Linked DNA regions of Mus musculus: region 2 is linked to region 1. A link is a loop called in an ENCODE intact Hi-C map of the cell type or tissue named here. Cell type or tissue: left cerebral cortex. All regions are shown on one strand. Each heading gives the region's core, and the rest is flanking DNA. Links, peaks and the distances in the headings are about the cores only. Region 1 overlaps Gm11639. Region 2 overlaps Myl4 (myosin, light polypeptide 4).

The links. Hi-C counts contacts between places; a loop is a spot of excess contacts. Peaks named below come from ENCODE experiments on the same cell type or tissue, not always from the same donor. Only the 100,000 strongest peaks of a DNase experiment are listed, where the experiment ranks them.
Region 2: a loop joins it to region 1, with 2.2 times the contacts of the local background. A loop is called at or near these places in 2 of 42 quality-filtered maps.

Annotation. Positions count from the first base shown.
Region 1 is chr11:104,852,708-104,864,989 of GRCm38, forward strand. Gm11639 reads left to right here. Exons shown (of 108, transcript XM_017314877.1): 27 at 524-577; 28 at 1,785-1,898; 29 at 2,841-2,894; 30 at 4,267-4,371; 31 at 5,735-5,788. Among named protein-coding and RNA genes, the nearest start is that of Gm11639, 78 kb to the left of the region's middle. In left cerebral cortex, for the core only: a CTCF peak has its summit at 6,800; a DNase peak (open chromatin) is centred at 6,822.
Region 2 is chr11:104,584,678-104,596,959 of GRCm38, forward strand. It overlaps Myl4 (myosin, light polypeptide 4), which reads left to right. Exons shown (of 7, transcript NM_001355755.1): 5 at 260-337; 6 at 1,050-1,094; 7 at 2,408-2,538. The coding sequence ends at 1,078. Among named protein-coding and RNA genes, the nearest start is that of Myl4, 14 kb to the left of the region's middle. In left cerebral cortex, for the core only: a CTCF peak has its summit at 5,623 (motif pointing right); a DNase peak (open chromatin) is centred at 5,626.

The DNA of each region.
Region 1 (12,282 bases), core at 4,559-9,558:
GTTTACAGTTTTGCTTATTCCTTCTGAAAACTAGAAATAGTTAGAAAACTAAAGGCACTGCTGCTTAGATTTCCCTGTCATCTACCAAACCCTTCAGCCATAAGTTTTGTCATTGGAACACGGAAAAGGGTCCTCTTCTAGACTATGGCAGCGACTGAATTCTAAGAAGAAAACAAAGGAAACTGTGAATAAGAGAAAGAAGAGGGGGCGGGAGGGTGGAGGGGGAGGGGAGGGAGAAAATTAGGAGGGAGGGAGGACAGGGAAAAGAAGGTGAAGAATGGGAGGAGGATTGCTTGACCATCATGTGCTTATCTCTGTTCTTAGTTACCAAAACTGTAAGTGTGCATACATTGTATGTGTACATATGTGTGTGTGTCACACTGAGACAGTATTCTTTCCTATTACTCTGTTTCACTAATAATGAGTTCACTCACAGAATCTTATATAGATGCCTAACTGAAGTAATAAAAGAGTTGAGCTCACGTCTCCCTTCTGACATGGTTTGCTCCATTTTTTTTAATAGCTTTGGACCATACATTTCAGAACAGAATGTTGGATGTTGTACAATGCATAAATGGTAAGTGAAGAGTGTGAAGAGAAAAGCAGAGACATCTGAAACCTTTAAGGTTTGCTTTAGTTGTTTCGAGCCTGAGTCATTGTCTATATCCCTTTGTGCAGATTGTCTATTCATATATTTTCATCATAATTTCTATGATACTGTCAAGGTCACAGCCTTGCACAAAAATACCACCACCACCACCACCACCACCACCATCACCACCACCACCACACACATACACACACAATATTCCTAGCTAGGTATAGCCATATATAATCAAAATATCTAGCATTTACCAGACTGAGATAGTGAGTCATGAGTTCAGTCAGACAAAAACAGAATGATACAGGAAAACCCTACCTCCAACAACATAAATAAACAACAACAATCTCAGCCTGGTCTACACAGTTTGTTCTAGACCAGCCAGGGCTACACAGTAAGACCTTAATAAGACACAACAACAGCAATCCCAAAGGCCTATTTTTAGGACATCTGCCCAGCAACTATCTGTCCAGCCTCCAACTGACATCACTCTTAATGATCTCTGCAACCAAAGTGGTCCAGTTGAGTCCTCCTCGTGTTACCTTCTTGCACATACCCATACTATATGATAAAAACTGGACATGGTGACCTATAACCCATCACAGCAAAGGGAAGATTCCCCAGATCTCATTTCATGGATTGTTTCTTTCTCTCCTCTCTCTCTCTCTCTCTCTCTCTCTCTCTCTCTCTCTCTCTCTCTCTCTCTCTCATCTCTATCATATCTGTTCCTGTTTCTGCTGTTTCTGCCCCCCCCTCTGTCTCTGTTTCCCTCTCTCTGTGTCTGTCTGTGTCTGTCTCTCTCTGTGTTTCTGTTTATGTCTCTGTCTCTCCGTGTGTGTGTGTGTGTGTGCATGTACAGAGGACAACTTGTTGGGAATTGATCCTCTCCTTCCACCATGACAGTCCCAGAGATCAAACTCAGTTCCTCGGGCTTGGAGGCAAGGGTCTCTCCCCAGTGAGCTTCCTTACTGTCTGGTTTCTGATTTTTATATTGGTTATTTAATGCTCTTATATGAGCTAAATGGAAGTTCAAACAAAATGAATAAAAGTCTTATTCATTTAAGTGCATTTTTCTCTTCTGTCTTCATTACAGTAAAAACTAAAACCTTTAAATTCAGATAGTGCATGTGCAAAAATACACTTGTGTCTTAAATTCCTTTTCTATTCCTGTGTGGCTTTACAGAAGGAGAAGTTAAACTTGGTAATGTGGAGTCTGTCCTGGAAAACCTGGGAGTGAAGCTTATATCAAAGGAGCAAGAGAGCCTAATGAGGATTCTGCTATCTGAGGAAGAGACCCGTAAGTTCATTAGTGTCTTAGAGGCGAGCTATGAACTAGCAAGGTGAGGCGGAAACAACTAGCCATGGGACTATGGATGCTTCGCACAATTGTACATGTCACATTGCATGTGGGGAGCACTGAGACCATTTGAAGGAATCAGTTCTCACAGTACATCACGGGGGTCTAAGTTCACTGGGCATCAAGTACCATTGCCTGCTGAGCCAATTGGTTGGCATTCTTCTAGATCTTAAGGTCACCATACACAGTGACACAGTCACAACCTCACAAAGACCAGAGTAAAGGTGCAGCTCAGAGACTAAGAATGAGAAGCAATGACTTAATTGTGATCTTTTTAATATTCCTCAAATAGTTGTCCTGAGTCCATCCATCATTTCACTCCCATGCTACAGTTTTTTATAAACAATATATATTTATGTATACATCTTATGAGCTTCATTTATTTGCTAAAAAAAAATCAGTTCTTTATCTTCAGCTCAGAGTCTTCCCTTATTGAAACAAAACAAAACAAAACAACTGATTTCTATTGTATCCTGCCTGTAAAGTGGTTTTTGCCTTGATAGTGCTTCAATCGTATTTAAGACTCAGTGTATTGCTTCTTGGAATTTTAGCTATGATCAAATGTAAAAATAGATACCATAAAGAGTCTCATTCCTACATTCTCAAAAGGGCAGGATGTGCAGGAGGGCAATTTTGTAGAAGGGAAGAATAGTGCTTTCTCGTTTTTCTATTAAAATTGGCATAATTTCCCCTCTGATATGTGGAGTTTAGATAGAATATCTGTGGTTTGTATTCTTAAGAGTGATAAAGAGATAAAGATAAAAGATATAGATTAAAACTTAATGGATTTTGGGTTGTCTCTTCTTTTTCAGTTTACCAGCTTCTGATTTGTTTTACATGAGGCTTTTAAAAATTAATGATAAAATTTGCATTTTCTTACAGATGATGAAAAAATTCCACTCAGTCAACTGATACTTGCAGTGACAAAAGTTACAGGTGAGAGAGAGCTCTGCTTAATGGCCTTCCTCTTACACCCACACACATTCTGATGCTTTCCGTCTGACTCTCACATTTCATTCTATCATTTTATCACTTCAGTTCAGAAAATATTTCTATGTAATTATCCAGAACACCAAGTGGCCAACTACAACTTTCGGCCAAATAATTTTTGGGGAAAACATTTTATTGTATGGTAGTCATCTCTGTTAGCTTCTGTACTATTGATACCTTCTCTCACACTGTCATGATAAAGCTATGTAGTTGTGATAAACATTTCATATTCCATGAAGCCTAAACTATCTACTTTTTTTCATAAGAGCATTTTTCTTCTCTAGACAATTATGGTTTACCAGTGAGATGGACAAATTTAAATTATTTTAACTGCCTTTTATACTCTAAGTAGTTCTGTGCATGATATATTACATGATCACTCTAACTTTGGATTTCCCATATTTAATATATGCCAGTGTAGTGCCTTGATAGAAAGTTCTCTATTCTCCAAGATATACTCTAAACTATACCTTAATATGTATACTATGAACTCCAGGAAGAATTTTTTTCTTGTTGCAATCAAAGCTTACGTATTTAACATTAAGTAAGAAAGCCCAGAGAACAGAACAGAAAGGTTGGGTCACAGTCAAAACGCTATGGACACAGCATGTGTTAAGCCATTTTAAGACAATACAAGAAACAAGTGAAAATGTGGTAAATTAACAGAGTTTGGGTAGAGTGCGTAATGGGTCCATGCTATGCAATCTAGGGCATACATGGAGCTAAAGCTCTGACATGTAGGCTGAGTCATTCCTTTTTGTTACTCATTTGGTGACAAAGAGCAGAGCTCAGAATTAAGCATGCAGACCGACAGATGACTAGTATTCTGGGCAAGGCCAACATCTCTCCTTTCAGAGAAATTCAGAGAGATGTCTGATAAACAGGAGTAGGTTGCAAACAAATATACAAAAAAGTAAACCTGAAATAGTAAATGTTCTTAATTTCTTAGTAGAAAGAAATCTGTACGGAGCAAAAGCACCCTGAGCTGAGCTAGCACATTAAGTAGTTAGATAAAACTAAAGATAATACCGCTCATAACTAAGGAAAGCAGAACTGCTGAATTTGGACCAACTGTCCCTGGTGTTGTAAATGATTTATACTCTCTAACCTGTGTCCCTTACGGCTGTGTCCCATAACTGGGGAGTCTCCATTTTAAGGGACAGTTGCTTTTGTGGTGATTGGTGTAATCGTCTCGAGGCACAAAGTGGGGAGCTTGGGAAGCTGCTGGTTAATAAGCAAATATTTATGTTTTCTAAATGTCAGAGGCCTTCCTGTCTCATTTACACTCTTACCTACATTCAGTTTCTTTATTTTTAAGGAGGACAAGTTAACATCAAAGATATAAAAAGTGCTTTGGAAAAAATGGGCATAGAGCTCACAGAAAATGAATGTTCCCAATTAGAGAGCCTGCTTCCAGTTAATGGTAAGCATTAAAAATGAACGAACAAACAAACAAACAAAAAACCCAAAAGCCAGCATAGACCTTTGGAGGCTCCAAGAGACTGAACTTCCAATTAAAAGAGCATTTGAGGGGTAGACCCAGCCCTCCCCCCACATATAGCATATGTACAGCTTGGTCTTCATGTGGGGCTCAAACAACTGGAGCGGGGCTATCCCAAAAGCTATTGTCTTTATGTGGGATATGTTCTTCTAGCTGAGCTGCGTTGTCTGGCCTCTGTGGGAGAGGATGTGCCTAGTCCTACAGTGACTTGAGGTGCTAGGGTGGGTTGGTAACCAGAGGTAAAGGGAAGGGAAGATGAGGGGAGGGGCCGTGTGAGAGGGGGTACTGGTAGACGGGTCCTATGATCAGGATGTAAAGTGAATAAATAAATAAATTAATGGAAATAAAAACCGTAAGTATTAAGAAGTCACATGAAACCCTACTTGTTTGTAAGCTAATTAAAACCATGATTTTTTTTCCTTTAGAAAAATAATTTGAGCAGAGGTCTCACATGTGGGTGAACAATAGATTTCCCAGAAGACATGGGTTATTAAATAAAAATCTCAGTGTCAGACTCAGGTTCCCTCCTTGTGACAAGTTGGTCAGAGAGGTCTCAGAGTCCCCCAGAACGATATAGAATACTGTCACTGTGCATTGTTCCCACCATAACTAGATAGCAAGAGCCTATTTGCTGAAAACACTGCATTCTTGGGTTATAGGGAACTCTCTTACTGCTGGCTGGCTTTCACAGCTCTAGAAGGGGGTGTACAGTCTGTGTGTTTTCATAGGGAGTGACACCACAAGTTTTGTTTAATTTTTTTTTTTAACTTTCATGACTACTTATATTTCAAAGCTAAAAACAAACAAACAAACAAACAAACAAACAAACAAAAAACTTTAGAAGCTATCCCACTCATTAGAAAGTAATCCAAACTATGCTATTGCAGTTTGCAATGATCTGCACCGTTAGTAGTTTATCTCGTATTAGAAAAAGGTGTGCCTACTTTTATTTTTTTTTTATATCCAGTGAGAAAAATAACTTCAAAATTCTACAGGTTTATGTGTAAAGGTGAATGGTTGAGAAAGTTCTGGGAGAAAAAAGTGGAGAAGTTAAAGAGAGGACAGGGACCAACTAGAACACCTCTGCTGTGGTCTAGCAGGGTGGAACGTTGGCTGTAATTCTCCCAGGACCTAGGAGGACACATTCAGAACATTTTTCAGTTTGAGAGTTGTTTTCCATCTTTTGTAAATCAGAAGTGCGGCTCTTCTAGGGTGAATCATGACGTTAGAGCTTTAGTAGTCCCTTGCTTCAGTGCCTCTGCTGACCTGATTTCTGCCCTCACAGCCAACGGGAAGGTGTACAAGAAGAGGTTGTTGGAAACGGCGGTTACCTCCAAATGTAAGTGACTACGAAAGGCTCGTGGATCTGAAGCTTGGGCGGTGTTCTCTGGGTTTAGAATCCTGTCAGTACGTTGTTATTTTTACAAGTGTATTATCTGTGTCGATTTTACCAAACATACTCTTGAACCATTCTTTTCATTCAAAATGCTTTTAAATTAATTCTTTGGGAAATTGTACAAATTAATGCATTATAAGGCATCTTTGTGCATGTATGTCAGTATGCTTTGTTCTCATTCTTACCATTGACACCCCCCTACACACACACACACACACACACACACACACACCCCTCATGCCCTCTTCTAACCCAGCAATCCCCTTTCTTTGCCCTGGTTAGTCCACTTTCCAGCTTCCTTACCACATACATTCCATGCCCTAATTAGGCCCCTTTCCAGTTTCCTTTTCACACATACTCCATTATCAGCTCCATTTCCCCTTAGCTTAAGATCTTTTCATCCTTTCTTCATTTCTACTTTCATGACATACATGCACATATGTAAATACCTGTAGTATACACACGCACACACACATATACACACACATATCCATGTATGTCTGTGTGTGTGTGCATGAACAGTCAGGAAAAAAGTAAAGTAAAAACAAATCCTACTAAAAGTAGAGAATAAGGAGAAAGTTGGAAAAAAGAAAGAAACTAGAAACTAGGAAAAGGAAAAAATATTGCCTCTAAATTTAAAAATGCATAGATTTAACTACATGAATATTTGAAGAGCAACAAAAAATATGCTAAAACTCAATAAAGTAAAAATACTATTATCTATGATGTAGTAATCTGTAATAACAGAAATCAAGGAATCACAGGGGTGGGGGTGAAGGAACAACAACAACAAAATGAGACAGGAAATGTTAAGAGTACCTTCACCTGGCCCTTAAATGTAGACTCTATTTACCCTTGTGATTTATGCTGCTGCTAAGTCTGCACTGATGAAATGTCTGGTATCCACCAGAGCTGTCTTGACCGAGGTAGTCTTTTTTCTTTGTGTACTAGGAACCTCTGCTGGAGACACTTAGCCTTGCATTCTGTAGGTTGGGCCGATTCCCTCCCTGTCTCGAGACTCCAGAGATCATGTGAAAGCTAATGATTTAACTAGAGGATGTCTCTTACACGCGTTCTCGCGACCGGCCAGGAAGAACGCAGCAAACCGGAATCTTCTGCGGCAAAACTTTATTGCTTACATCTTCAGGAGCCAGAAGCAAGAGCCAGAGCAAGAGAGCAAGAGAGAGAATGGCGAAACCCCGTCCCTTTTAAGGAAAATTATTCTCCGCCTAGGACGTATTACTCTTTGATTGGCTGCAGCCCATCGGCCGAGTTGTCGTCACGGGGAAGGCAGAGCACATGGAGTGAAGAACTACCCTTGGCACATGCGCAGATTATTTGTTTACCACTTAGAACACAGGATGTCAGCGCCATCTTGTAACGGCGAATGTGAGGGCGGCTCCCCACAGATCCCCCTTTTCTTTTAATAAGAGCAATAGGCCACCCATATTAATGAGAGTGGAGATAGAGGTCAAATCCCCAGTGTGCAGGTAAAGGAGCCGTACACATAACCTCCTTCCAGGTTTATCACCCAGAGGGGTCCTGGTCTGGTCCTGTGTCGTTTTACCTGGGGAGAAGGACACTTGGACACTCAACCTTCTTGAAAGATGACATGTCTCCCTAGAATAGGCTCATATATGCCGCAGAGCCCTTCTACTGCAGTGCTTAGCTGTGTAACTCTCTCGGGCTGCTGAAGCACACTCACTCTATCCCGTGCAATGAGACTAGCCTCGTGGGGTGCAAGAGCTGAATGGCCAGCGACCTATTGCTTAAGCATAGATATATCAGGGGAAGCACCATGTTCTAGTACTGCAAGTGCCTGGGCAATAACCACCTTGTCTCTCCTAGTTTGGGCCTTAAACTTACAGACCAACCAAAGAAGCAACACTCATCCACAGCAAAGTGTATCTCCAAATAATCCCACCCATACCCATTCTTTAAAGAAGGAAAATGCTGAGGAGATCCAATTGGGTAATCCTTTGGTCAGGGACAGGTCCAAGCGCGTGGAGTTGATCTGAAGTCTCATTCCCGAAGGGTCTGTTCAAATTCAGCCATCCAATTCTGTAACATATACTGAGAAAGACCTTTTGACAAATTAGCTGCCCTAGTAAATTTCTCATACTGAATGGAAGTAACGCACAATCTCGGAAACTTTTGTTCACATCCCAGCTGAGCTATTTGCCATAATGCATCTAGTTGTTCCTGGACAAGATCTATGCGTTGATTCATTTCTGCCCATGGAGCATTTTTGGGATTGGAGGATGGCGGCCGCTAAGCCTGCATTGGTGAGAGGTCCCCCGAGCTCCCGACAAACCCTGAGCCAATCTTGTAAACCTTTGTTCTTTCTTGGGGCTATGGCCGCTCGGCACTCCTGTGTGGCTTGCTCATAAATGAGCTGTTTTACCAGAGGTGCGGCTTGCTCTGAATCTCCAAAAATACGCTCTGCTGCCTCTGTCATTCTGGCCACAAAATCTGAGAATGACCCCTGAGGTCCCTGGACGATCTTTGTTAGTTGTCCAGTGGCTTCACCTGCTCGGGAGAGCGCCTTTCAGGCCCTAATAGCCTTTTCATCTGATTCAGAACTACTAAGAACTGGCTCCTTGAGCTCATCTAGTGATGAGTATAGGCTCCTTCTCCTAGAAGCCTCCGCTGATTGATCTTTTTTCTTTTCTTTTTCCTTCTCCTTCCTTCCAATCTCTCCCCAGGTATTCTTACCTGACCTAAACTTTTCCTCGGGTTCAAGACCCGTGGAAAGGCCTGTGTACTTATTTTGTGTACCATATTTCCTCTTTGCTCCTACTCTCTCTCCCCGCTTTACTTCTGATAGATTGCCCTGAATTTCATCTAGAATTTTCAGCCCTGTCTTAACCGCTTGATAACATGTGAAAAGGAACAAAAGGGCTCCTAACACTAGAGAAAGTTCAAGGCCAAACATACCTTGTAAAGCTATTTCCCACTTTACTTCTGATAGACTGTCTTGAATTTCGTTAGAAAGTTCAAGGCCAGACTTACCTTGTAAAGCTATACTTACGGGTACCCTGTTCCCCAGCTGAAGAGTTCCGAATTCACGCAGTTGAATCCTTCTCAACAGTCTGTTTTACGGGAACACTTCATTACCACCATTCCCCAGCTGAAGAGTTCTGAATTCACGCAGTTGAATCCTTCTCAACAGTCTGTTTTATGGGAACACTTCATTACCACCATTCCCCAGCTGAAGAGTTTTGAATTCACGCAGTTGAATCTTTCTCAACAGTCTGTTTTACGGGAACACTTCATTACCATGACCCGCAGTTCTGGTTCCGGAATGAGGGATCTTCTTTGCGCCGGTGATGGTAACCGTCCCGGGTTTTCTCATCTCAGGATTTCTCGTCCCGGGTTTTCTCCTCTCGGGTTTTCTTGTCCCAGGTCTTCTCGTCCCGGGTTTCGGCACCAACTCTTACACGCGTTCTCGCGACTGGCCAGGAAGAACGCAGCAAACCGGAATCTTCTGCGGCAAAACTTTATTGCTTACATCTTCAGGAGCCAGAAGCAAGAGCCAGAGCAAGAGAGCAAGAGAGAGAATGGCGAAACCCCGTCCCTTTTAAGAAAAATTATTCTCCGCCTAGGATGTATTACTCTTTGATTGGCTGCAGCCCATCGGCCGAGTTGTCACGGGGAAGGCAGAGCACATGGAGTGAAGAACTACCCTTGGCACATGCGCAGATTATTTGTTTACCACTTAGAACACAGGATGTCAGCGCCATCTTGTAACGGCGAATGTGAGGGCGGCTCCCCACAGATGTCTCCTGAGTGCATTGGGAATCTGGAGAGCCACTGCAGCACTAAAACTGGTACCAGGTCTTCCTGAGTGTTAATATCCTTGCTACAGGGATTTTATTGTGGGTATCCAGTATACTCCTGAACAACATCAGTGTTCTAAGCCCATGAAACAGCAAATAAAAGATAAGCTACTCCAGAGTTTGATCTCCTCCTGCCTTCAGTCTCAAAGCTATCAAACTCTAGCTTTATTCTTAGTTGATGAGATCTGCTCATGGCTAGCTCTTCTACTCCATCTTCTGAGTGTTCTTTGACTTTTAGATGAAGGAGCTGGGTAGTAGGTAGATCCACTGTGTCTTAGTTAGGGTTTCCATTGCTGTAAAGAGATACCATGACCAAGGCAACTCTTATAAAGGACAACGTTTAATTGGGGCTCGCTTACAGTTTCAGAGGTTCAGTTCATTATCATCACAGTAGGAAGCATGGCAACATGCGAGCAGACATGGTGCTGGAGGATCAGAGAGTTCTACGTCTTGATCTGTCTAAAGGCAACCAGGAGAAAACTCTCTTCTGCAGGCAGCTAAGAAGAGAGTCTCTTCCAAATTGACTAGAGCTAAAACATAGGACCTCAAAGCTCATCCCTACAGTGACACGCTTCCCCTAACAAGGCCAGACCTCCTAATAGGACCACTTCCCATGGACCGGACATATTCAAACCACCCCATTCCACTCCGTGTCCCACAAAGGCTTGTTCTAACTAATGAGTTTATGGGGGTGGGGCATACCTAGCCATAGCATAATGCAAAATACATTTAGTCTAGCTTCAAAAGTCCATCGTGTCTTGCAGTCTCAACAATGTTAAAAGTCCAAGATTCAAAGTCTGTTTTGAGGTTCACTCAATCTCTTAACTATAATCCCCATAAAATCAAAATAAATAAGCAGATCATATACTTTCAACAACACAGATATATATATGTCCTGGTCTCCGGTCTCCACAGTCTCCGGCCCGCAGCAACAAGAACGATTCAGACACCAAGTTGGGTTCACGCAGCAACTTTACTTCAGGCTTTTTCTTTTACAGCTCTCTTCCCCAGCAGCTTCTTCTTAGGGCAAGGGCTAAACTACTCCTATTACAACAGCTTCTCTTACTCTACTACTCATGGCTAGGGCTAAAACTACTCCTCTACTCTCGCCAACTCACCTCCTTCTAGCTCCACCCCACCTCATCCAATCAGAATTCACACACGCTCCAGGCACGAGCTCAGGTCATTCACAGATAGACTGACAGGTCCCGATCACGAGGAACAGTCCAGGCATGCAGCCCACGCATGCAGCCTCACTGCGCATGCTCAGGCAAGGCAGCAAGTGGGTTTCACAGGGCCTGTGGTGGCACCGCTTCCTGCAGATATATATTACTATTCCAAAATGTTATAATGAGGAAATACTGGACCAAAAAAGCAAGACCAAAAACCAGGTTGATAAACTCTAAACTCTGAATCTCCATGTCTGGTGTCAAAAGCACTCTTCAGATCTCCAACTCCTTTCATCTTTGTTGACTGCAACACATTTCTTTTTCTTGGTCTGGCTCAACTCCATTAAGAGCTTTTCTAAGCAGGCATTCCATGCCTCTGGCATCTCTAACATCTTGGGGTACCCAAGGGAACTTCAATCTTACAGCTTCTTGTTCTAATGTATGGGATCCACACATGATCTTCTGTGCTCCTCCAAAGGGTCACTTCTCCAGCTTTGCCCTCTGTAGCATTCTAGCTTTGGTTGACTGCACTCCATTGCTGCTGCTTGTTCTTGGTCAACCGATGGTACTGGCATCTCCAATATGCTGGGTCTTCCAATGCAACTATACTTCACAAATAGGCTCTCATAAGTTCTCTTCGTGGTGTTAAGCCTCAACTTCTTTGCGTGACACATTCAGTCTTGGTCTGTCAACTATAACTGAGGCTGTACCTTTACTAATGGCCTTTCCTGGCCTCTCAGAATGCCAAGCTTCAACTGTTCTTCATGAACCCTTCATGTCTACAAAACTAGTACCACCTAGATGATTCTTATACATTACCAAGTTCAGTTGCAGCATGAGGTACAACCTTGGATATCTCTGGAACACAGCTTTTTGTGCATTCAGAAAATACTTCACAGAATATTTTACCTCAGTGATGCTGGACTCTTCTTAATCACCGCTAATTTCTCAGCTCCAGCTAATCAGCATCAATTGTCCCAGTAGTTCCTTCTATTATTGACTCTAAAGCCAGAGCCACATGGCAGAAGCTTCCATGTTCTACTGCTTGCTGGGGCTGGAACATGGCCCCCTTGTTCCATTACATTATCACCAGCTTTATGTTTTCCAAATACTTCCCTGCCTAAGCTTGACTGTCCTGGAACTTGTTCTGTAGATTTACCTTGAACTCAGATATGGGCAGGTCGACCACCAACAATAGCCATCACAACTCATCCCTTTTCAATGTGACACATGATCATATCTCCTATGTCCAAAGGAAAGCAACGAATAGGTCATCATAATGCCTAGATATAACTATCCCTTGTTCAAGTGCAAACACATAAACAATAAGCTCTGAGGGCATCATTCCTTTAACCATTCATCTCCTTGAACACAGGATTCAGCTCCATTCCACTTCCTGTTTCTTCTTTAATATATGACCCATACATTT
Region 2 (12,282 bases), core at 3,589-8,588, 270 kb before region 1:
AGGTGGGGTGTATCTAAGGGCCCCCGCCTTTGGCAAATTCTAATCCAGGGCCTGTTTTCCAACCTTACCACTGTGCTGTGGGCAGAGGGGAGAGGCAGAGGGGAGAGGCCTCAGAGCATATCCGGAGATCCTGCCAGAGCTTTCGCTGAGGTGTGGCACTAACCATTTCAAAGACCCAGGGTGGGCTCTAAGCCTTATGAGTGCTTCAGTTCCCCCTATTTGGCCACTTGCCTTTAAGACCCCGTTCCCACACCCTCAGGAGAGAAGATGAGCGAGGCAGAGGTGGAGCAGCTGTTGTCTGGGCAGGAGGATGCCAATGGCTGCATCAACTATGAAGGTAAGGTCTTTCCTTGCTTTCTGAAGTGCCCAGGGGAAGAGCGGCGTGGGATGGGATGAGCCAGCCCAGAGGCTGCAGGATGTGTGTCTCAGATGGGTTGTGGCAGATTCTAACTGGGTGCTGTTTTCTCCATCTTGGGAGTGAGTATCTGGTATGATAGAAGAGACACTAACATGTATATTATTATTGTGCGTGTACATATGCTATGGGTGTGGGTACAGGTGCACATCCGTGTTCAGAGGTCAGAAGACAATTTTCAGAGATCAATACTTCCTTCTGCCATTGGTTCCTGGGGACTGAACTCAGGTTGTGAGGCTTTTGTGACAAGAGATTTTACCCACTGATCCATCTCATTGGCTCAGGAGAGCTCTGTGATAAACCATCCTTGTGACTTAGAACAAGTCACTTCCTATCTTTGAGCCTCAGTCTTCTCAGATGGGGAGTGGGCATGCTGACACCTTCCTTAAGGTTGTGGGGTCTGTAGTGACGATGCCGTTTATGCATTGTCTGTCTGACGTCAGCACAGAGGGGACACAGCAGAGTGTAGGGTCCCTTTGCTCTTATACCTTCTCCACCAGCCCTCCAATAAGAGAGCTGCCACCTGCAGAGAGGGTGTGGCAAGGTTGAAAGTATGGGGACAGAAGTTTAAGGAGTGGAGAGGAGGGCAGAGCTCCAGGGGGCGCTGTGGCTGATTCTCCTTCTCTTTTCCTAGCCTTTGTCAAGCACATCATGTCTGGGTAAAGCACGTTTCTCCAGGGTGAGTTCTACTTCTTCCTCAAGGTCCTTCTGGGGCTCATGGGCAGACAGTACCATGTGGCCTGGAAGTCTTGTGCCTGGGATGTGGGGCTAAGATAGGAGGGCAGCCTGGGGCTTGGGTGGGGGGTGGGGGCTCCAGCCCTCTCTCCTTAACTCTATAACCTCTTGCCCCCTGTCTTCTGCCTTCTCTGAGGTAAGGTTTCTATTGCTGTGATAAACACCATGACCGAAAGGTAACCTAGGAAGGGCAGGGTTTATTCGGCTTACAGCTCTCAGGTCCCAGGTCCCATCAGGGCTGTGGGAAGCCAGGGCAGGAACTCAGTGCAGGAAGCTGGAGGCAGGAACTGAGACAGAGGTCACAGAGGGGCACTGTGAACTGGCTTGCTCCTTGTGCTCCTCGTGGCTTTCTCAGCCTGCTTCTTACACAATTGAGGGGTGTCTCACAATTGAGAAGCCGTGTGAGTCCAATACTCCTAAGAACCGCGGTGGATCTCTCGCTTTCTCACACAGGGCCAAGCACCTGAAAGACAGTGCACTCCCTCAAGTGGACTGGACCTTCCCACATCAATCATTAATCAACAAAACAAAACAAAAAACAAAACAAAATCCTACAGATTTGCCTGATCTGATAGAGGCATTTTCTCAGCTGAGGTTCCTTTTCTCAGATAACTCAAGCTGGCATTAAAAAAAACCAAAACCGGGCTGGAGAGATGGCTCAGAGGTTAAGAGCACTGACTGCTCTTCTGAAGGTCCTGAGTTCAAATCCCAGCAACCACATGGTGGCTGACAACCACCTGTAATGAGATCTGATGCCCTCTTCTGGCACATCTGAAGACAGCTACAGTGTACTTACATATAATAAATAAATAAATCTTAAAAAAAAATCCCCTCTCCTTATGGGGGCTGGAGAGATGGCTCATCTGTTAAGAGCACTTGCTGCTCTTCCAGAGGACTCAGGTTTCATTGCCACAACTCACATAGGAGTTCACTATTGTCTCTAACTTCAGCTCCAGAGGAAAACAAAAACCAAAAACCAAAACCAAAACCCCCAAACAAACAGACAATAACAACAACAACTATCGGGCCATGTCCTGTTTTGACCTTTACTCTTAGACCCTGTTGTCTCTCCCTAGGTCTTTCGGGCCTGGGCACAGCACAGGCTCTGGGTGAGGCAAAGCCCACTCCAGGGTGAAGCCCCTGACTTATGCCTCTTTCCTTCAGCCCCTTGGTGTAGCGCCCTCGCAGTGATAGGGCTCTGATGAGGGCGTGGGATGTGGGAGCTGCACACTCTCTTCACCTGGCACTGTCTTTCAGGTGCTTGGCCCTGCGTGAGAAAGCAAGAGATCCACAGCGGCTGTTACTGTTACGGAGTATTGGACTCACATGGCTTCTCTGACCCACAACCTTCCCTGGAAATAAAGAGCCCCAGCTTGGAGTTTCATTAATCCCTCCGTTGATTTGTTTTTTGTTTTGTTTTGTTTTTTTAAACATTAATTAATGGAGTTAATTTGTGTGTGTGTGTGTGTGTGTGTGTGTGTGTGTGTGTGTGTGAGATAATGTCACCTGAGGCCTTGTATTCTTGAGAAACGATTTGGATCGTGGAGACAAAGCCAAAAGGCCGAGGATTCATCTAGAAGTAGAGGCGTCAGACACATGAGGGAGAGGCCTTTGAAGGGCAGGCAGAAGTAAGGACCACAAAGTTTCTTTTCTACCCTCCCCGCCCCTCAGGAGGTAGGAAGTGGGAAGTGACCCCCTGGGGCTGTCAGGGTCCCTCACCCAGTCTCTGCTTCTTCCTCTCCTTTCCCCTCCTGGAAATAGCTCCAGACCTGGAAACACACAGCTGTGATCCCAGTGGTGGAGAGGTGAAGGCAGGTCCGATCATCTTTAGCTACATAGTGATTTTGAGGCCAGCTTTGGCTACAAGAGATCCTGCTTTAAAAAAAAAATTAGCTCCGTGTTAGCTCCACACTTGCTTAGTCTATGTTAGGTCCCCAGCACTTTAAAACACCTAGAATACAGACTTTAGCGCAATAAGCAATTTTACAATCAACAGTGTTAAGGACAGTCACATTGTAGAGCTGGAGAGATGACTCATGGGTCAAGAGTGCTTGCTACTCTTACAGAGGACCCTGAATTTGGCTCCCAGCACCCATGTCCAGGGGTTCATATGCACTTGTATCTCTAGCTTCAGGGAGTCCAACGCCATCTTGGCCTCTGAGGACACCTTCATGCACATGTTACACACACACACACACACACACGCACACGCACACGTACACGCACACGCACCATCTTAAAAGGGGGAAAAGAAAGACTATTTACATGAAGTGGAGATGTCTCTCAATGGTAGAGCACTTGCCCAGCATGCAATGGGCTCTGGGTCCTTTCCCGGGAAGTACTTATTGGTGCCACCCACACCCCAGTCAATCAGCACTCTGTGTTTTGTGTATGTGACTTTGACTACTCTAGATAAATGAGCTCATGCAGCGATTGTCCTATCCATCCCGTGTCATCCATGTTGTAGTTTGTGTCTAAATTGCCAACCTTTTATAGCTGAGGAACACGCCACCGTGTTGTCCCAATAGAGCATGGGAGCATGGTTTTTATTTTTATTTTTTATTTTTTGCTTTTGGTCCTGGTTTCTTGATGTGGGCACATGAGGTGCTTCCTCTGAGCATGGTGCCCCTGGTACCTGAAAAACAGACCAGACTCACTACGTAGTGAGTTCCAGAATAGCCAGGGCTACATAGAAAGATCTTGTTTCATAAACAAAATCAAAGGGGAAAAATTAGATACATCTATAAAACCTCTAACAAAACAACAACAGCAAAACAATAGCCAACCCACCAGCCAAACCACACTCAAACAAAAACGGAAGTGCATTCACTGGTCTCCTTCCACTGAGGTCCAGGGCTGGTGTCATTGCTATCCTGCACACACCCTCAGGCACTGAAGTCCCTTGTATACTGTCTCCCCATGTGGGAGCTGTTCTGATGAGCTGAGGTGCTTGGTGCTTCTTGGCCATCTTGTCCACTGATGAAAAGGCTCTGGAGCTTTTCCTACTCTGTGGGAACTGCCATGGTCAGTATGTTTCCTTTGTTGTGTTGGGGACCGTCATGAAGATGGAAGAGATTCCTGTCCTTTTACCTCAATGGGGATGACTTAAGGAAGGCTCTGGCCCTGCTATGGGTTGATGGGAAGTGATGGGACACAGGGCAGTTGCTGTGAGGAAGACCCTAAAGGCCCGTCTCAGCCACCTCCGTTCAGGGTTCCATGGAGCAGTCTGCTCCAGGTCGGAAGTGCAGCTTTCTGGAAAGTCCCCTTATCAGAGGGAATGACTCGGAGGCTGTGAACAGAACCTGGCTTGGAGAATTCCCCCTCCCAAGGACGCCCCTGCCTTCTTCCCCAACTCAGTACCGAGTTCCTGATCCGGCCCACAGTCTCTGCTACCTGTGGGAAGGATTTGAGGAAAGTGGTCATTAGAGATGATGTGACCATGAAATTGGCACCTTTGAGGACAAATGCAAATTTCAGAGCGATAAACAAACAAACAAACAAACAAACAAAACAACCCACAATCAATGTCCTGAACTCTTACTGTGTGACTGTCCCTGTGCTGAGAAGATAACAGCCATTTCCAGCAGCCCAGGAGGTGGGAACTATAGTCCCCATTCAAGAACATTCAGATATAATAGTGATAGTAATGGCTGGGAACATAGCTCATTGGTCAGCTCTTGTCTACCATCTATGGCTCAGTTCCCATCATCATCATCACCACCACCACCATTATCATCAACAACAAAAATGCCCAAATATTTTTGAGTTGGTGGTAATTGTCAACTTGACACAATCTAGAATCACAGGAGAAGGTAGTCTCAATGGGGAATTATGTAATTAGGTTGGCCTGTGGGCTTGTCTGTGTATGAGGGATTATCTTGATTATATTAATTGAGGTGTGATGACCCAGCCACTGAGAGTGGTACCATTCCCTAGGCACAGAATACTGGCTTGTGTAATAGCAGAGAAAGCCAGGAGAAGCATATCACATCCACTTAGCACAACAAGAGCTGCCCCTTCCTCACTAAGGGCTCTGATCTCCCAGCCAGTTTTGGCCAGTTTTACAGTATCAGATGTGATTTTTGTTCTTGTGGAGCCAGTCTCCGATTTGCTACCATTGTGGTGGGGGTGCATCTTGCCTGACTGATCAGTAGGGCAGCAACATTAAAATTATTCTAACCCTTTGAGATACGACTCAGACTTGCCCCTTCCCTGATGCTTTCCCCACTGTTATAGATGAACACACCCCTTAAACAGAACTCTCAGCTTGTTCTCCGTAACAGAGCCACTGGGTTGAGACAGCTGAAGATGTCAGAGCTAGAGACCTTTTAGATTTCTAGGGTCGTGTAATCACCCGAAGGCAGTGTTTAGCAGCACAGTGCCACCATGTGCTTGGCGTCCTGCAAAAACCCTGGTTACTGGGTCATTTAAGGTAATGTATGTTGGTGATGGCTAGGGTGCCATGTTCAGTTCTTACCAGTAGATGGCGGAATTGCAACAGTGTGCTTCCAGCAGGAAGCCCGAGTGTGTGTCTGAGGTGCTTAGCCTGGGCTGGAAGAAACTCCAGGAGTCACTTAGCTTATCTTTGAGCCTTTAGACAAACGCAGAGCTTGTTTATTTTAAAAGGAAGCACAGCCGTTAGTTAGCCTGCAAGCTTCATCACAACGTTTGGCAATGCAGGTCACAGAGAGGACATTGTTGTGGAAATATGAATTCCTGGCATGACCCAGTTTGGCTCCTAAATCATGTTCCCACTTTGTCTTGGTTCCATAGCTTGTAAGGTAAAAAGGCAGACTGCGTCATGTTTAAAACTTTTTTCTTATGCTTAGTTAATTAATTGTGTGTATGGTGTGTGTGTCTGTGTTTAGTTGTGAGCTGTCTGATATGGATGCAGGAAACTGAACTCAGGTCCTGTGGAAGAGCAGAGGACACTCTTCACTGATGAGCTTTCTTGCTTGCCTTCTACTTCATTCATTCATTCATTCATTCATTGAGACTAGATGTCTCACTGAACCTGGAGTTCACTGATTTGGTACAACCAGCTGGAGAGTGAGCTCTAGGGACCCACTTCTCTCTCCCTCTATAGAGGGATTACAGACGATGCTGGCTAGTTTTACGTCAACTTGATACACGCTGGCATCATCAGAGAGAAGGGAGCCTCAACTGAGAAAATGTCTCCATAAGACTGAGCAAGCCTATAGGACATTTCCTTAATTAGAGATTGATGGGCCCAGCCCATTGTGGGTGGTGCTGTTCTGGGCTGGGTCCTGGGTTCTATAAGAAAGCAGCTGAACAAGCAAGGATGCACAAACAAGCCAGTAAGCAGCATCCCTCCATGGTTTCTGCATCAGCTCCTGCCTCCAGGTCCCTGCCCTCTCTGAGTTCCTCACTTCCTTCGGTGATGGACTAGGACGTGGAAGTGTGAGCCACATAGACACTTTCCTTCCCAGCTTACGGTTGGTCATAGTGCTTCATCACAGCCACACTACTCCTCACTAGGACACAGAGGTAGCTGCTGGAGGTGCTTTTGTATATGGATGCTGGGATCTGAACTCAGCTCCACAGCCTTATGTTGGATAGAAAGAATCTTGTGTATATGGGCTTTGAACCTGAAGTGGTGAGAGAGAACTCACTCGAAATAATGCACATGAGTAGATTTCTTTTCTTTTCTTTTCTTTTTTTTTTTTTTTCAAGACAGGGTTTCTCTGTATAGCCCTGGCTGTCCTGGAACTCACTTTGCAGACCAGGCTGACCTCAAACTCAGAAATCCGCCTGCCTCTGCCTCCCGAGTGCTGGGATTAAAAGTGTGTACCACCACGCCTGGCTGTTTGCCACTTTTTAACATTGAATCTGTCCGTCTATCTTTCTATATTTATTGGTTGATGAATGTGGTGTTTGTAGTTTTTTCTGTAGGTCTGTGTGTGTCTGGTGTGTGTGTGTGCGCAGGCGCACATGTGTGTGCACATGGATACAGAGACCACAGGTAGATGCCAGTTGTGCCCCACCCCCACCCCCACGCCTCCCTCTCCCTCTATTTATTTGGAGACAGGGTCTCTCAGGGAACTGGAAGCTCATTTATTTGACAAGGCTGGCTGCCCAACGAGCTTCAGGAATCTACTTGTTTCTGTATCTGCTCCTCTTCCCCCACCCCAGTCCTGTGGTTACAGGCATTGACCAGCCTATGCCAATTTTTATGTGGGGTCTGAGGATCCGAATTCAGATCCTTACCCTTGTGTGGCAGGCTCTTTACTACCCGAGCTAACCCCCAGACTTTAAGATTGTGTTTCAATCCCACTTTGAACTCAGGTGTTCTAAGGTTTTCTTTGCCAGCTCCTTGTCATAACTTGAGGTCTGTAAGGAGAGCACTTAGCTTTCCCCGTCCTGACGTATGAGAAAATGCTGTGGAACTCTTCCTTCAGCCCCGTCAGTCTCACCTGTTTCCTTATTTAATTGTTTGCAAACTACATAGCTAGAATTTCCCTGCCGAGTACCACTCATTCCTTGTGCGCAGAAACAGGAATTCTTAACCATAAAAGACTCTCGCAGGCCTCTGTGTACTCCTTTTTCCAAGAACAGGCTTTGTGCTTTGCTATCATATTTTCCGGGGGGGCGGGGGGAGGGGTCAGAGATCCATACAAGGTCAAGAAGTGCTGTTTGGAGCCTTTGTGGGATTCTGTTTATCTTCTCACTGGATGTTTTGACATTGCATCTGGCCAGGCCAGTCTTCCTCCCAGGCCACCATGAACTTGACAACAGTTCTTCTCATTTTTCCCAGAACGTGTGTTTTATTTCCATCCCCTGGTCCCTGACCCCTGACCCCTGACCCTTGCCCTTCCTTGGGGGCTTACTTTGGTTTAGGGAGGCAGTTGCTGCTTTTTCTCCTGTGGTCCCTCTTTTGGCAATGGGAACGTCCTCCCGGAACTCCTCTGCCTCAGCTCAGGGGTTGTCTCATCACAGAGCCGGCCTGCTCCTGCTCTGCTTCCTGACCCTTAGGGTTACACCTGTTTGTTGCCATGCCCCGTGCTCCCCCGGTGCTCCTTCCAGAACTTTCTGGATCTGTGTAGGGCACGTGCCCCTCACCTGGATGCAGACTCCCCTACTACTGGAGTCACATTTCCAATGTCCTTTTCTCAGAGCCTGATGCTTTGCACTGGGCTTCCATCTTCCGAGGACCACGGTCGTGTTCCCTCCCTGTCTTTGGCGCTCAGCACTTACAGGCTCCTTCCCCTCCTAGTTTAGCTTTTCTTTAGGATGGAGTCCATTGTCAAATAAGAATAATTTCCATCTCACGAACATTGGTCATATGTAAAAGAGTACTTTCAAAGATGTATGTATGTATGTATGTATGAATGTATGAATGTATGTATGTATGTATTTGGGTTTTTTTTCAAGACACAGTTTCTCTGTGTAGCCCTGGCTGTCCTGGAACTCACTCTGTAGACCAGGCTGGTTTCAAACTCAGTGATCCACCTGCCTCTGCCTCTGGAGTACTGGGATTCAAGGCCTGTGCCACCACCACCTGGCCAAAGATTTATTCTTTACTTATGTGCGTGAGTGTGTCTGTGTAGGTTTGTGCATGTGAGTGGAGGTGTCTGCAGAGTTGTAGTTGGTTGTGAGCTATCCAACTAGGGTGCTGGGAATAGAACTCTGGTTCTCAGCTGTACGTACTTTTAACGTCTGAGCCATCTCTCCAGCCTCTAGTTGCAAAGAATATTAGTCATTTTGTATTTGCCGACATCAGATATGCTATGACTTGTTGGCGACAGAAGCATCACGGTGTAACTGAGCTGATGTAGGGACAGAGAGCTAGAGTGTCTGTTTTCCATGGGAGACTTTGATGTCAGAGAACACGGTGAGCTAGCTGCTGAGTCTGGCTGGTTTGGTCTGATTTCACCTTCTCATGCCTGGGGCATCACAGGAGACTCAAATGATGGTCTCCTTAGTCCTGCTCCTTCTCCATTCAATTCCCACCCATCTCAGTTCTCAACTCAGTTCCTCTGAGCTTCCACAAGAAGGGACGGGGGCTGGAGAGATGGCTCAGCTGCTAAGAGGACGCGGGTTTGATTCCCAACACCCACATGGTTGCTCACAACGGTCTGTAACTCTCGTTCTAAGGGATCCAATGATCTTTCCTGACCTCCACAGGCACCAGGCTCACATGTAGTGCACAGACATACACACAGGCAAAAACCCATACGCACAGAATAAGAATAAATAAATCCAAATTAAAAAAAAAAGAAAAGGGCCAAGACTAATGTAAAAAGCTGTCACTAATTGGAATGTAGCGAGATTCATACATTACCTTGCTATTTATCTGAGGTATTTTATTGCTGATATTGTTTTAATTAGAATTAATTTTCCCTCTTTTCTCATCTCTTCTCACGGAAATAAAACCCAGAGCCTTGCTCATCATGCAGTGTCACAATCCCTCCTCGCCCTTGAATTAGAACAAAGCCTTTGTAATATATGCTAGTGCCTGGCTGATAGTTTGCTTGGACTTTTGAGTTGTTGTTGTTGTTTTTATAGACTCAAATAGCATCAAATTCTTGCCCTTAAGGAATATTAAGTCTAGCATGGAAGCAGAGTAGTGTCTTTGCACACCACATGTAAAGTGTACCAAGTAGAAGGCAGATGTTATAAGAGAGGCACTATAAAAGAAAATTGGGCTGGCCTGGTGGGATGGCACAGTGGTTAGAAACATTTGCTGTTCTTGCAGAGAATCCTGGCTTGATTTTCAGCACCCACACAGAATCATGATGATACATATACATACATATATTATATATAAATAAATGATAATATATAAATCATATATAATCTTTAAATATATATTCATATATTTAAATATATTTATACATTTAAATACATATATAAATATATTTAAAGATTTATTTATTTCATGTATGTGAGTACACTGTCACTATCTTCAGACACACCAGAAGAGGGCATTGAATCCCATCATAGATGATTGTAAGCCACCATGTGGTTGCTGGGAATTGAACTCAGGTCCTCTGGAAGAGCAGTCAGTGCTCTTAACTGCTGAGCCATCTCTCCAGCCCTGATGAAATATATTTTAAAACAATCCTTTGACATTCATATTGTTGTACCGCTGACTAAAGATAAAAGCCAATTTGCATGTAAAAGATGGATGTGCTTGGTCACTTTTAGACGGAGAATTAAATCACGTCTAAGCATTTAATTAAGAAAACAAATCTAGATCATCTTCAGTGTTTTCCTGAGTTGCTTGATACTTGATTTTTATAACCGTTGCTACAAAGAAAACCAATACATAGGACACAGTACTAATTTACACCAATACAGCATATGAAATGCTAGCAATACATTCAGGGTTATTTCAGAAATTGCTCCTCTCCTCCGATCTCAACCGAAAATTCATTTAACAATTAGGATTTTTTTTTTGTTTTTTTGCTAATGGAGAATTTCATGCATGCATATAATGTTTTGATCAAACCCACGTCCTATCTCCTTCCCTTACAATCCTTCTCCTAACCTTCCCTCCCATGATTCTCTTGCAGACTTATGAACTCTCCCTTTTCAGACTGACTTCGGAATCTCCTTAGTGCTGTCAGCACGTGCATAGCTACCAGGCTGTCTGCTGGACTGTGGGCAACCTCAAAGGGGCCACATCCATGAAGAGAGCCAACTTCCTGCCAGCAGCCCTTAATCAATTTTGGATGCAGTCCTTTGAATTCATTATACATAACCAAAGCTGACTTTTACCTCTGACCCTTCAACCCTGACCGTCCTGCCTCTATGTCCCAAGTGCTGAGATTGGAAGTGTATGTGTCACCACACCCAGGGCCTTGCCCACTGTTAGGCAAGCACTCTCCTGGCTGAGCCACATCCTTAACCCTCCTTTAATGATTTTTAAATAAAGGCAAGGCAGCAACTCAAACTGCAAATTTTAAAATTAAACATTCTAACAGTCCAATCCGAAGTCACACTAATTGAATACATACTGAGGAATGATGGTAGGAAAATATTTAAAGTCTTTGTTTTCCACGAGCTATTGTGTTTTTATAAAAATGGAAAACTTTGTATGCACAGGAGAAACATTGTAATTACTAACATATGTCTTGGGCTGCTGAGATTCCTTAGAGGTTAAAGATGCTTGCCTGATGACCCAAGTTCAATCCCCAGGACCCATGTGGTGAAGGGGGAGGACTGACTCTTCCAAGTTGTCCTCCGACCTCCATGTTTAGAAACTTTAGAAAGTGACTTAGGACAGTCCGGGTCTGAAGGTTTACTACGCAGAATCCTCTGCGCACCGACGGGGTGGATGTGAGGGTCCAGATACAGACCCAAAGGGCCAAAGGACGAATCTAAGAAACAGGGGGAGGAGGGCAGGTGAAGACAGCCCTGGGGGTTTCTCAAGGACTACGAGCCTCTGAGTGTGGGAAGGTGATGGGACACAAGAGTGGAGAGAAGCAATAGACAAAGGAGGGCAGGGGTGTGTGTGTGGGGGGGAGTGGTGTGGGGAGTGGGGGGTAGGGGGGTGGGGAGATCTTCCTGCCTGGAGAGAAGGAAGGCCAGGGCTGAGGACTAGGCTTTCCTGGGTTGGAAACAGTGAAGCGAGACGCGCTGCTGGCAAATTCTGCTCCGAGCTCATGGTCACCCTACTCTTTGTCATCCTTTCAGGAAAAAACTGAATCCCCTAGGGAGTTGGGTGTGTGTGGGGGGAACTTCTGTGTTTCACCCAAGCCTTGGTCTAATGCCTGGCTTTTTCCGGTGCCGTATCAGGATCCAGCCAGGCAGGGCTGGTGACTTCTTGTAATAGTCAAGACAGGAAGTGGTCAAGACCTAGAAATAGAGCAGTCCGTGGGGGTGGGAAGGTAGAACTCCCGGGGCCAGTGGCACAGAATTCCTGGACTTGGCTTGGGCTACTACTCGGCACTAGAGATCGCTTTTCTTTGTGGGTTTCTCAGTTTTATCTCAGAAAACAGATATCCAAAGGGTGTTTTAGCCAAAAGAGGGGAGCTTTCCCTACCAACCTCGCAATGCTAACTTGAAGCAGTCAGGGGTGTCTGGCACCTTGTACCATATTTACAAAAAAGGAGACAGTGAGTTGTAGGGTCAGCGCTGAGTCAGACAGACCTGTTTTTAATCCCATC